3 separate regions of the Homo sapiens genome follow, and all the other regions are linked to region 3. A link is a contact called in ENCODE Hi-C or POLR2A ChIA-PET data. All regions are on one chromosome and are shown on one strand. The core of a region is the stretch at or near the end of the contact, and the rest is flanking DNA. Distances in the headings are between cores, read along the strand shown. Region 1 overlaps FHOD3 (formin homology 2 domain containing 3). Region 2 overlaps ZSCAN30 (zinc finger and SCAN domain containing 30). Region 3 holds the start of RPRD1A (regulation of nuclear pre-mRNA domain containing 1A).

Evidence for each region. A loop is a pair of places that touch in the nucleus more often than their neighbours do. ChIA-PET counts read pairs that join two places held with the same protein, here RNA polymerase II (POLR2A). Pooled maps may share reads with other maps.
Region 1: a loop to region 3 is called in a pooled map, with 2.6 times the contacts of the local background. The contact joins the enhancer-like site here to the promoter of RPRD1A in region 3. A Hi-C loop is called at or near these places in 1 of 37 single-sample maps with no recorded cell type and 5 of 50 pooled maps. POLR2A ChIA-PET finds 5 or more read pairs at or near these places in 1 of 52 experiments (PC-3).
Region 2: a loop to region 3 is called in a map of naive thymus-derived CD4-positive, alpha-beta T cell, with 3 times the contacts of the local background. The contact joins the enhancer-like site here to the promoter of RPRD1A in region 3. A Hi-C loop is called at or near these places in 1 of 168 maps with a recorded cell type or tissue (naive thymus-derived CD4-positive, alpha-beta T cell) and 4 of 50 pooled maps. POLR2A ChIA-PET finds 5 or more read pairs at or near these places in 1 of 52 experiments (BJ).

Annotation. Positions count from the first base shown.
Region 1 is chr18:36,626,950-36,630,682 of GRCh38, forward strand. The region is part of intron 10 of FHOD3 (formin homology 2 domain containing 3); the gene reads left to right. Among named protein-coding and RNA genes, the nearest start is that of TPGS2, 200 kb to the right of the region's middle. Within about 2 kb of position 2,467, at least 3 of the 41 ENCODE cell types and tissues checked have a DNase peak (open chromatin) inside an H3K27ac peak, as active enhancers do.
Region 2 is chr18:35,266,223-35,270,256 of GRCh38, forward strand. All of the region lies in intron 1 of ZSCAN30 (zinc finger and SCAN domain containing 30), which reads right to left. Among named protein-coding and RNA genes, the nearest start is that of ZSCAN30, 22 kb to the right of the region's middle. Within about 2 kb of position 1,654, at least 33 of the 41 ENCODE cell types and tissues checked have a DNase peak (open chromatin) inside an H3K27ac peak, as active enhancers do.
Region 3 is chr18:36,065,727-36,069,927 of GRCh38, forward strand. RPRD1A (regulation of nuclear pre-mRNA domain containing 1A) reads right to left here and starts at 1,833. Exons shown (of 7, transcript NM_018170.5): 1 at 1,528-1,833. The coding sequence starts at 1,678. RefSeq lists enhancers at 1,533-1,672, 1,556-2,071, 1,783-2,012.

The DNA of each region.
Region 1 (3,733 bases), core at 1,217-3,716, 560 kb after region 3:
ATAGATGTGCAACCATGGTCTATGTTGACACCCCTCTTCTACCTCATAACCCCAGATGCCCTCTCTCTACAGGCTTTTATGTTTCTGAGAGTCTGTGTACAGCTCTATTTTAGTGAAAAGAAGACCTAAACTTCTAAACATATTAAGGAAAGAGAACCTTTACCATGAGCATTGCATTTTGTGATCTAGAATCTTAAAGAAACTCAGCCAATTCTCAAAGAAAAAGCCCTCGAAGCTCTCTTCCAGCTGGCTTGAGAAGTTAACATGAAGAGAATTGAGGAAATTGTACACAATCCTCTGAAAAAGGCCTGTATATAAAGCCACCGAAGATGCTGAGGGTAGGAGTTAGGTGGACCTTGTCAGTAGTACTTGGTGTTCTCCTGCTTCATCATGTTTGTTCCTTGTCTGTTTCTTGCTGTTACACTTTTCGAGGATTCCTGTGTTGTGAGTTCAGGTGACAATGCTTTGCAATAGGCTGGTAAGGATGATGATACGGAAGTGGACCATCCTGGGCACGGTTCACAGTCTTGAAGTGCTGGGCTCGGTAGGATCTGAAACAGGAGGCCAGAGATGCCACTCTGAATGCTGTTTGCTTCATTCTTTTTGGAATTTCACTTTACTGGAATTATTACTTCAACATTAATTTAGTAGCATTTGAGCAAAATATACTTTGCAGCTTGTAAAGATAGGTGATGTTTTATCTATCTAGATTGATGATTATGAAGTGACTTCATTTACGAAGCCTGTTGGAGGGATTTTGCCTGTGGCCCCAAAGTGACGGCATGATTTTGATGAGGTGGGAGTGCGATAGTGGGAATGCAGTGGTGAAATGCTGATTGGGAAATGATTTCTTCCTGCATAGCTTAGTCACCTGCTCAACATCTGTGCCTCAAACAGTACCTCAGAGTCAAGTGGCTCATTGTGTTCTGTCCCCTGCAGACCTTGAAAGACACAGAAGCTGCCTCATGTACATATATGCACATTGCTCTTCATCCCTGCAAACGCCCTGGCCGCACCTAACGCTAGCTTATAGCAACATGCCTTCAGATGCCACATATGAAGGATTTGGGGCTAGATTTTATAACTCAGTCACCCAAGTGATGCCAACTTTTGTAAAGAAGGGAGAAATATGTTTTAGAAAGGGGTTCATATTGTTCTAAAAAAATATAGGGCAGTCTCCACTCAGATGGTCCTTTTGCATCATTTGAATTTAACTCTCACGATCATCCTCTGTAAGATTCAGACAGGACAGGTTTTATTAACCTCATTGTACAAGTGAGAAAACAGATGGGGCTAAGTGCCTATTCCAAATCACAGGACTAAGGGCTATGACCAAGGGCTGGGCCCTTGGCTCTTAATATCCAAAGTATACAGACTCCTTCCCAGTCAACCACATCCCAGCCAACCACTCCTAAACATATTCTTCAAGCGAGATGATTAGAGAGACAATTTGATTTACATTCCTTGTAGGTATTTTTTTGTTTGAGGTAAATACAAAAATTCAAAGACTTGGAGAGAAATGCTTAGTCTCCCTGTAGACTTAAGCCAGCTATGTGCTTTAATTCTAATAAAGACTAATAAGAGCTTGAACTCAGATTTGTTTGCTTTGGTTTCTTAGGAAATACAACTCTACACTGAGCATTTGCCCAGTAAGGTACAAGTTTATTGGTCATTGGTCAACTAAAAGCATCTTTATGGGACCATGTGTGTCATAATGAGTTTCATCTTTGCACTTAAAGTTTACAAATTTCATTGGAAGGGGAAAAAATCTTAGTGCTAGAAAGTTCTTAAAATTTAGCCCAAAGCAGGAGCCCTTTCTGTCAAGTTCCCAAGAGATGGGGTACACTTCCAGGCATGGGTGCTCTTTCTCCTGAGGTACCCCATCTGCCCTTGAACTATTCTGTTTATCCTGGTTCTTCCTCTGTTGACAAAAACAGGGCTGCTTCCTGCTCTGTGTGTCAGTCCTTCTGATACCAAACACTGCATGGGACTTAACACGTGAACTTTCAGTTTCATCCTGCTGATTTCCACACAACATTCCAAACTATAGAAGTAATTTTGAACTTCATTTAGTCACTAATGTTAACAGTTGTGCCATGCAGCTTTCAGTCATGTGTATATTTTAATATACGTGGAAGAGTGACCTGGCAGATAGTGGATGTTGACAACTGGTTAGGGAGTGGAGGGTCCAGACTAGTGCCACGTGCCTCAGCAGCAGGGTCTGCAAACTTTCTCTGTCAAGGGCCAAGTAACATGTTAAACTTGGAGTACCAGACGGTCTCTATTGCAACTACTCAACTGAATTCTGCCTTTGTAGCACGTCAACAGCCATCAGCCACTGGTACTGGCATGAGCATGGCTGCATTCCAGTGACATTTTATTTATAGACACTGAGATTTGAATTTTACATGTCATGAAATATTATTCTTTTGATTTTTTTTCAACCATTAAAAATGTGAAAACCACTCTTAGCTCACAGGCCGTATAAAAACAGGTGGTAGGCCAGATGTAGCCCACAGGCTGTAGTTTGCCAACCCCTGTCCCAAGGGTCTGGGTTTCTTGAGGGAGGTTGGGGGAAATTGGCAAAGGAGAGTATGTGGCATATGAGAGAAGAATCCACTGTGTTATGTGTGAGGGCTATGGGGAACAGTATTCTTAGATTTGGTGTTAGAGCAAGGAAGTCAAAGGAATATTCCATGAAGAGATAGAGACTATAGGGGACTTTGCTGATGGCTGATCATGAGTTCCCAGGGCACAGAGGAAGATTGAGGGGTCGGAGAAGGGCAAGAGATAAGCCAGATTGAGGGACACATGGAGAGGGAGGGGACTATGTGATGAGTCCAGGGAAGATTGGACTGTGCAGGCCGGGATTGGTCCCAGTGGTCCCTTCGGGCAGTGGTTCTTGACCGGGGTGATTTTGCCACCTAGGAGACATCTGGACACATTTTTGGTTGTTATAACTGGGACGGGGTGGTGCTGCTGGCATCTAGTGGGTGGAGTCCAGGAATGCTGTTCTACTTAGTGCAGGATAGCCCCCTGCCAAACAAATAATTATCTGTTTTAAAATGTCAGTAGTGTTGAATCTGAGAAATTCTGCCTTAGGGGAAGGCAGATCGTTGGTTATGTAATCCACATGATGCTGAGATAGAGAGTGTTTTGGCTATTGGAAAGGGTAGTTTTCTTAGAAGCATTTGGAACTCTGTGCACCTACCTTAAATATTCATGTGCATGGGTCAAAATTGACTCTTTTTCAGAGAATATAATCAGCTAAAACACAGATCTATAGAATATATTTCTAGTTTAAAAAAATCCATTGGCATTTTACAAACAAATGTCATGGAAACAGATTCCTTAAATGAGATATGAATTGTCTTTCACAGCTGACTGGTTACTCTGGGCTACTACATGGTTTACAGTAGAGTCTTTTTTTTGATTTTAAGTCCGTTTAGCAAAGTTTCACGCTTCAAATTCTCAGGAAATATGCTTGAACACTTTTAGGGGACCAAGCCTTGACTTAATCTCATGCTACTCTCAGTAACTGAAATGCCAACAAATCCAATTCTAATCGGCTTCATACACATCCATCACTCCAAAAAATTGACATAATGGAATGTGACACCAGCATAAAACAAGTTGGCAAGAGAGAACAATGATTATATAAGAGAGGTGTGACAGTCTACATCCAGGCTTCACGAACCTGTTCAGAGGAAGAGGAACCTGGCACAGTCTCACC
Region 2 (4,034 bases), core at 404-2,903, 800 kb before region 3:
ATGAATGGTGAGAGAGGAGGTCTGAGAGGTTGAACTACAGAGTTTGCATTGATCCCCATGGCCACAGTGATGGCTGGAAGGTCTGTGTGCCCACCCAGAGAGTGGCGTGGAGAAGACATGGGAAGGGGTTTGTTGCAACCATTCAGAAGAGAGACTGTGAGAGACTGAGCTATGGGAGGCAAAAGACAAAAAGACGGGAGATTTGACAGGACTTGACACACCGTATAAGGGCTTGGAAGAGAGAGGGGTCAAGGACTCAAGTTTGTGGTTGGCCCTTGTGACTAGAGGATGATGGTGCTATTTGCTGAGCTATTCATTAAGAAAGTTAGGTCTGAGATGCCTACGAAGCAGCGTCTCCTAAACCGTGCTTTGCCAGGTATTAATAGATTTTTCATACATATCTAAACACAAGAACCCTGGGGATATTTCTCCTAATTTTTTTTTTTTTTTTTTTTTTTTTTTTGAGACAGAGTCCACTCTTTCGCCCAGGCCAGACTGCAGTGGCGCTATCTCGGCTCACTGAAAGCTCCGCCTCCCGGGTTCACGCCATTCTCCTGCCTCAGCCTCCCGAGTAGCTGGGACTACAGGCGCCCGCCACTGCGCCTGGCTAATTTTTTGTATTTTTAGTACAGACAGGGTTTCACTGTGTTAGCCAGGATGGTCTCGATCTCCTGACCTCGTGATCCTCCCGCCTCGGCCTCCCAAAGTGCTGGGATTACAGGCATGAGCCACCGTGCAGGGCCTTCTCTTAATTTTTTAGTGTAAAATACTAGAGACCAAGCACAGTGGCTCATGCCTGTAATCCCAGCATTTTGGGAGGCCAAAGGCAGGAGGATCACTTGAGTCCAGGAGTTTGAGACCAGCCTGGGCAACACAGTGAGATCCTGTCCCCTCTTGGCTTCCTCGGGGAGCCAAGAGGAAGGCTGAGACCCGTCTCAAAACCGAGCTTTGGCCACGTGAGAAGTGGCAGGAAGGAGCCCATTGGCGAGTGTCAGACTCCTGAGCCTGCAGCCCGACACAAGACACGCTGGGTAAGCGCCTGAGGAGTCAGCTGACCAAAAAGGCGGGGTGGCTGAGTGGGCAAGTGGAAATGGATGGCGGGACTGACCGACGGAGAGGCGGGCGGGACCCCAGATACAGCCGAGCCCCGGCCTGTGGCCGAGGGGTCGAAGAAAGGCGGCGCGGAGGCCGGATGCGGGACAGGGGCGGTTTGGGAAGCACCCGGGACCGCCCTGCTGGACCGCCCCACTCACCCTTCGCTCTACCGGCGGCGGCGGGAACCCACCCCCGGGAGCGAGAACAATGCCCGGCCGCACGCGCGCCGGAAGTGGGAGAGTGCCCCTCTAGGAGCCCGGAGGACCGCAGCTCTGTGGCAGGCGCGGGTCGTGTCTCGCAGGAGGGGCGCGGGTCCGGCTCAGACCTGGCGGGGGCATCGCAGAGTACAAGCGGTTGACGCGCTGCTGAAAGGGTGGGGAGCATAAGATACATATTAAATATAATTATATATTCTATATATTTTAATACATAAAAATATACGTATATATTCAAACATATTTTTCCTCGTTATGTCGCGGGCTGGTATACCATCGAGAAAATAAAAACCGAGAACCCATGATCTCTACATTTTGAGAGGAAGAGGAGCTGACCACGCTCACCGCGGACGTGCTGACTGCGAAGACGACAGTCCTAGGAGCTGCGGAAGGGCTGGGGCGGGGACGGGTCCTGCCCACGAATGCCGAGGACGCCAGGTGCTGCGGAGGGGTCGGGATGGGGGGCAGGAGAAGCTGTAAAGATTTCCTGGTGGACTCTGCCCTCGAGCTGCCCGTGGCCGCGTGCTGGATGCTGACACAGCAGGAGGAGGAGCGCCACGGGTTTCCCGCGTAGGAAGCGACAGGAGCCAGGGCACAGCGGGGCGGGGTTCAGGGCACGCTCGGAATTGGCCCGGCATCTTAGCTGGCCAGAAACTAGGCCAAGGGGTTGGTTAGAGTGAGTTAGGTTGTGGAGAGTGTCAAATACCAGGCTCAGGTGTTAGAAATGCATTGAATCATCAGTGCAGGGTATTCACATATAACATGGCTGGAACAGTGTTCAGGGCGGTGTCTGTACCGTATAGAGTGGATTAAAGGACAAAAGAGATGAAAGAATACAGGTGACCCATGAATTTAGCAAAATGTAATAATCTGTGAAAGTATGATTGAAAATAGGGCAAGGGATGACATCGCCAAGGGAGGTCTTTTGGAAAATAAACGGGATTGTGAAATACCAACGTTTTGGAATGGGGAAGAAAAGGAGTTCGAGAAGAGGAGCTACTTAGGGAGCGCCCAGATGGTTCAAACATCATAAAAACAACAGTGTTTCAGGAGACGGAACACTGTTGCTTTGCTGCAGAGAGCCGAAAGAGGGTGAGAACTAAGCTGATGGTGGAATTTGGGGGAATGACAGAGGAGGGCAAGAGAGAGAGATGTTACCTGTGGACTGTCCTTTCGAGTGGTTCAGAAGAGTTGGTAAGACTAAAAATAGACAATAATCTCTTTTGAGAATTGTGATACTGCAAGAAAAGAAAAAGAATATTGGTTGAACTAAGCAACCGGATTTAAAGTATTCTTATTTTCAAGGGTAGTGGAAAGCTAATTTGTAGAAAAGAAAAGGTAAAGTTTAGTAGGCACAAGAAATTGAAGATGGAAGAAAAGAGATACAGCTGATGGGGAGGAAATGAGACCAGATGGGCTGGTGAAGTAGTTTGTCTCAGAAAAGAAGGAAGTGATTTGTTCCTGAATAGGAGGAAAGTGGAGGGTGAGTGCAAGAGAAAAGGGAGAAGTTGAAGATGTTTATGTCAGATGACTCTGACCACAAAGGTGTTAATCAGAAGATGTTACAGTTGAGCCAGACTTTGAAGAATGTTACAACGGCCAATGACTGGAAGAGACGACTTCAAGTGATGTTCTGTATCTACTATCCAATATGGAAGCCATTAGCCATTTATGGCTATGTGTAGGAAAGCTGCCTGTTGCATGGCAAGAGTAATGCTATCTTGAAGTGAAACATCATAATAACCAGTGTTTGACTCTTGCATACCAAGGCATTCCCCCAGCAAGGTGAAGAAACAATGCCTATAACATAGATAACCCCTCATAAAGAAACAATACCTGTAGCATAGAAAACCCCTCATAAAGATCCTTATCTAATTTTCCCACTGGTCAGAGTTTTGCAAGAGGGTCTCAGACATGACAAGCTGCACGTTTTACCAAAAAAAAAAAAAAAGCTTGCAATAGAAAGAATAATATCTGCAGGGCAGGTATGGGGATCCACCATCTTAAGTCCTTTTATCCCTACCAAATGTTTCCTTCTGAGAAACTGCATTTGTCAGCTCAGCTCTCTCAACCTCTGGGAGTAGGTTTACATATATTTGCTCACTTGATATATGGCTGATAGGAACTGAGCAAGTAAAATTTTCATTTCATTGAATTTTAATTAATTTACATTTAAATTGCTACATGGGATTAGTGGTTCCATACTAGACAGTGAAGCTAGCCTGTACTTGTTAAAAAGAACCCAATGAGTGAAATGAACAAAGTAAACATAGCACATTTCTAATGAAGCACATAAAATAATGAGTGGCCAAAAAAAAAAAAAAAGACTGTAAAGTTGTCTTCTATGTAAAAAGTCCATAAGGTTTATACACAGAACATACTCAATTTGTTCATTCCCTTAAAGGATCTAGCAACACACTTTTTAATGTAAGTACCCAATTTCCCCATTTTTAATGAACAGATGAATACCAGTATCTGCTAACACTGTGGGGTGGGGAGGGGAGAGTGATATATACCTAAGAAAATTAGCAACTTCATCAATAATAAACACTTCTCTATCATTTATTTATTTTCTTTTAAAAAATGTATTAACACCTGAATAATGCATGGATTTTAGATAATGAAGTATCAATTTTGGTCAACTAATTTTGACAAATATGTCACATCAGTGAAAGATGTTAATAAAAAGAAATGAATGCGAAAGTATATGGGATCTCTCTGTAC
Region 3 (4,201 bases), core at 583-3,082:
CAATTATCCATATTGTCATATTATTTTGCCAAATTGATGAACATAAAGTGGTACCTCACTGGCTTACTTTTTCCTGATTTGTAAGATTAAGTATCATTTATTGACCTTTCAGGTTTCCTCACGTGAAATGCCTATAAACAGTACTGCCATTTTTTTTTTTTACTGATTTGTAATAGTTATTAAGAGAGTCTGGGTATCAACCCTATACTGATTACATGTGTTTCTAAATGCTCTCTGCAAAAACAAAAAACAAGATAAACCTGTTACCGATTCTGAAATCTAGTAAAATGTAAAAGCAAAGCTAATTCCTGACTTTTCAAAGTTCACAGCTACTTTCCAGACCTTTATATCAGTGTTTCTGAAACCTTTCCGTCCACTCACAGAAGATGAATTCCTCATTCAGGGCCAATACACACATACTTACACATAAACTGAAAAACAAGGCTGTAAATCAATTTCTTCTCAAGGATGGGTGACGTTTTCATAACCACAAACAATATACAAGGACAGATTGTCTCCATTATATACAGCCAACATTTTGGCTCACATTTTGGCTGTTACGTACATACATCATATAGCTTTCACAAGGTTCAGTAAGCAAGCGTCTATTTTGATTAATAACGGTTAAAACCTTTAACACTTGATAAAAAACCATCATATCCATCAGGATGTTTGCAACAATAATGAAGAGTGTCCACTCTACCCAATGAATTAAGAATTAAAGTACAAGCTCAGACTAAGCAAATGAAATTTTTTATTTTCAGTCGCACTAGGATAATTTTTTACAAAGTTGCTCTGCATACATGAACTGATTCTGAATATTTTAGTGACAGACATCTCAAAAAAGTTTACTTCATTTACAGGAACACTATCAAATGTTTTGCAAAACAAAGACACTGCATTAGGGCATATAATCATAGAATAGGAAAGGACTTTAGGTGACTTACTCTAAATCTCTCCTTTTCAGGTAAGGCATCTGCAACGCAGAAGTTATAAGAAACTTGCCCAATTGAGACCCTCTAAAATCTACAAATTCAGAGTCTTTTCCACTGCATTACCCATCTTCTTATATTAGACTTCTAAAACTATTCCTCTATTAATTTCACAAGAATAAGTTGCTGCGTTACAGAAATGACGGAAGTAACTCCCAAACCCACACCAATCTTTTTCTTTCCACTCCCCTACCTTCTCCCTCCCTTATCCTCCATTATCATTCACAGAATGAAAAAAATACCTGACCACCTGAATTTCTGGCCCTAATTGGGTGTGGAGTCCCAACCCCCTGCTACTGTTTCCGTGTTAAGCTAACCGGAGTTTTCTTTTTTAATTATTCATTCCTTTATTCAATAAATATCTAAGCCCAGACTTTGCAGAAGCGTGGTGCACGCAGCTCCTCCAAGCCCGCAGACCACCGCGCGCTGGCATCCCGACGCCGGGAAGCCGGGGGCGCTGGAGAAACGGGGTTCCCGGGGGCGCCTGGAGGCCGGCCGGGTGGTGGGAAGCGGCCGACATAAGCGGTTGACTCACCTTTCCGCAGCTCCCGCTCCCACACGGTGACGATGGGACGCGAGTGTTTACGGTGGTGAATGAGCCACAGGGACAAGGTCTGCACGCTCTGCTGCGAGTTGCTCAACTCCGACAGCTTCTTCTCCAGCGCCGCCTCAGAGAAGGCTGACATCCCTCCGACACCACGTTCACGCCGTCCCACGCGGTGGGGCCGAGGGGAGGAGAGTTTCGCCGCCCTAGCTGCGGCCTCGCCCCCTCACCCCACCCTTCCCCACGCTCTCACCACGGCCGCCGCTTCATCCAAGACCGGCCGCAAACCAGCAAGATGGCGTCCGGCCGGCAGTGACGTCACAGGGACCCACGCCCCGCCCCTCCCGCTGCAAGCCCTGGGAAAACGCGCGGCCGAGAAGTGGAACCGCCAGGCGGAAGGGGCGGAGTCGAAACAAGTGCAGGGGAGGCGGACAGGGGCGTGATGCCTGGGTTACTCTCAGAGGCATGGTGGGAGTTTGCCAGGCCTGAACCCTCCTTAATGGAAACTCTGTCAAAGAAGCAGTGATTACAGATCTCTACATAGGCATGTAAACTGGTATAAATTGGGGCAGGCACTTTAAAGACTATTTGCATGACCAATTACGGTTAAAAATACACCTTCCTAAATAGAGTATAGGATGGTGACCAGAGGCTGGGAAGGGTAGTGGGGGAGGGCTAAATAGAAGGACTAATAGAAGGACTAAATATAAATAGGACCTAGTATTTGATAGCATGACAGGGGACTAGAGTCAGTAATAATTTAATTGTACATTTTAAAATAACTAAAAGGATAATTGGATTGTTTGTAACACAAAGGATAAATGCTTAAAGGGATGGATACCCAACTTTGCATAATGCGATTATTAGGCATTGCCATGCCTGTACCAAAATATCTTATGTACTCCATAAATATATACACCTACTATGTACCCACAAAAATGAAAAATGAATAAAAATTTAAAAATTATAAGAATACTCTTTCCTAGCAATTTCACTAATTGCTGTCAGTGCTGGAAAAAACACCAGCATGTTTGCACCAGGAAGCTTATTCTAGGTGTTCAGTCCAACACAGTAACAGTGAAAAATTGGAACATTCACTGTTGCAGTCTACACAGATACGTCTATATTCCATAATACATGCAGCAGTTTAAAATATGGATTAATCCAAGATATGGTGGATTTGGAAGGGTTTGAGTGGGTTTTTATGAGGTTCTTTTTGAGAGAGGGCCTCACTCTCACCCAGACTGGAGTTCAGTGCCATGATCACAGCTTACTGCAACCTCGAATTCCTGGGCTCAAGCATTCCTCCCACCTTGGCCTCCCAAAATGCTGGGATTACAGGTGTGAGCCACCATGCCCAGCTGGATTTTTTTTTAATTACAGAAGCAAAAGTATAGTATACCACTTCTTGTTTAAAGGTATGTAGTTCATATGGGTTCACAAGTACGTAAACTCATGGCAAAGGTTTGGAGGAATACACACCACATGAATACTGGTCTCAGGGAGAGGATCAGAATTGGAGCCCTTAAATTGTGTCCATATTGTTTTCATTTTTACAAAAAGAATACGTGAATATATTACTTATATAGTTAAAAATTAATTACAGAAATCTCATTGTTAATCTAATGCATACACCATCATATTCTAAAATTTTTTTTGAGACCGGGTCTTACTCTGTTGCCCAGGCTGGAGTATGTGGTTCAGTCATGTTCACTGCAGTCTCGACCTCTGGGCTCAAGCAATCCTCCTCTGTGTCGGCCTCCCAAAGTGCTGGGAATACAGTTGTAAGCCACCATGCCTGGCCCTAAATATTAATACAAGAAACTTCCAGAAAGATACATAAGAAACCATAGGAATTCCTAAACTATCTTTTGACAAGCATCGTTCAAGAACTTTGCGGCCAGATGTGTGGCTCATGTCTATAATCCCAGCACTCTGGGAGGCCGAGGTGGGAGGATTGCTTGAGCCCAGGAGTTAGACACCAACCTGGGTAACATAGTGAGTCCCTGTCTTTACTAAAAATTTAAAAATTAGCTGGGCATGGTGGTATGCGCCTATGGTCCCAGGAAGCTGAGGTAGGAGGATCACCTGAACCTGAGAGGCAGAGGTTGCCGTGAGTCATGATTGTGCCACTGCACTCCAGCCTGAGCAACAGAGCAAGACCCTGTCTCAAAAAATGAAAAGGAAGGGCAGGGCACGGTGGCTCAAGCCTGTAATCCCAGCACTTTGGGAGGCCGAGGTGGGTAGATCACCAGGTCAGGAGTTCGAGACCAGCCTGGCCAACATGGTGAAATCCCATCTCTACAAAAAGTACAAAAATTAGCTGGGCATGGTGGTGGGCACCTATAATCCCATCTACTCGGGAGGCTGAGGCAGGAGAATTGTTTGAACCTGGAAGGCGGACGTTGCAGTGAGCCAAGATCGCGCCATTGCACTTCCAGCCTGGGCAACAGTGTGAGACTACATCTCAAAAAAAAAAAAAAAAAGAAAAGAAAGAGAAAGAAAAAAGAAAAAGAGAAAGAACTTCCAACAAGTAGGAACAGAATATGTATATCTGTGCCTGAGGTTCAGAGATATCGTTGTAGAGGTGAAGTTCACTCTTCCTTCACCTCTTTTCACTCCAATATCTATTCCTATCTTTACATTTCTTTCTTTCTCCATTATA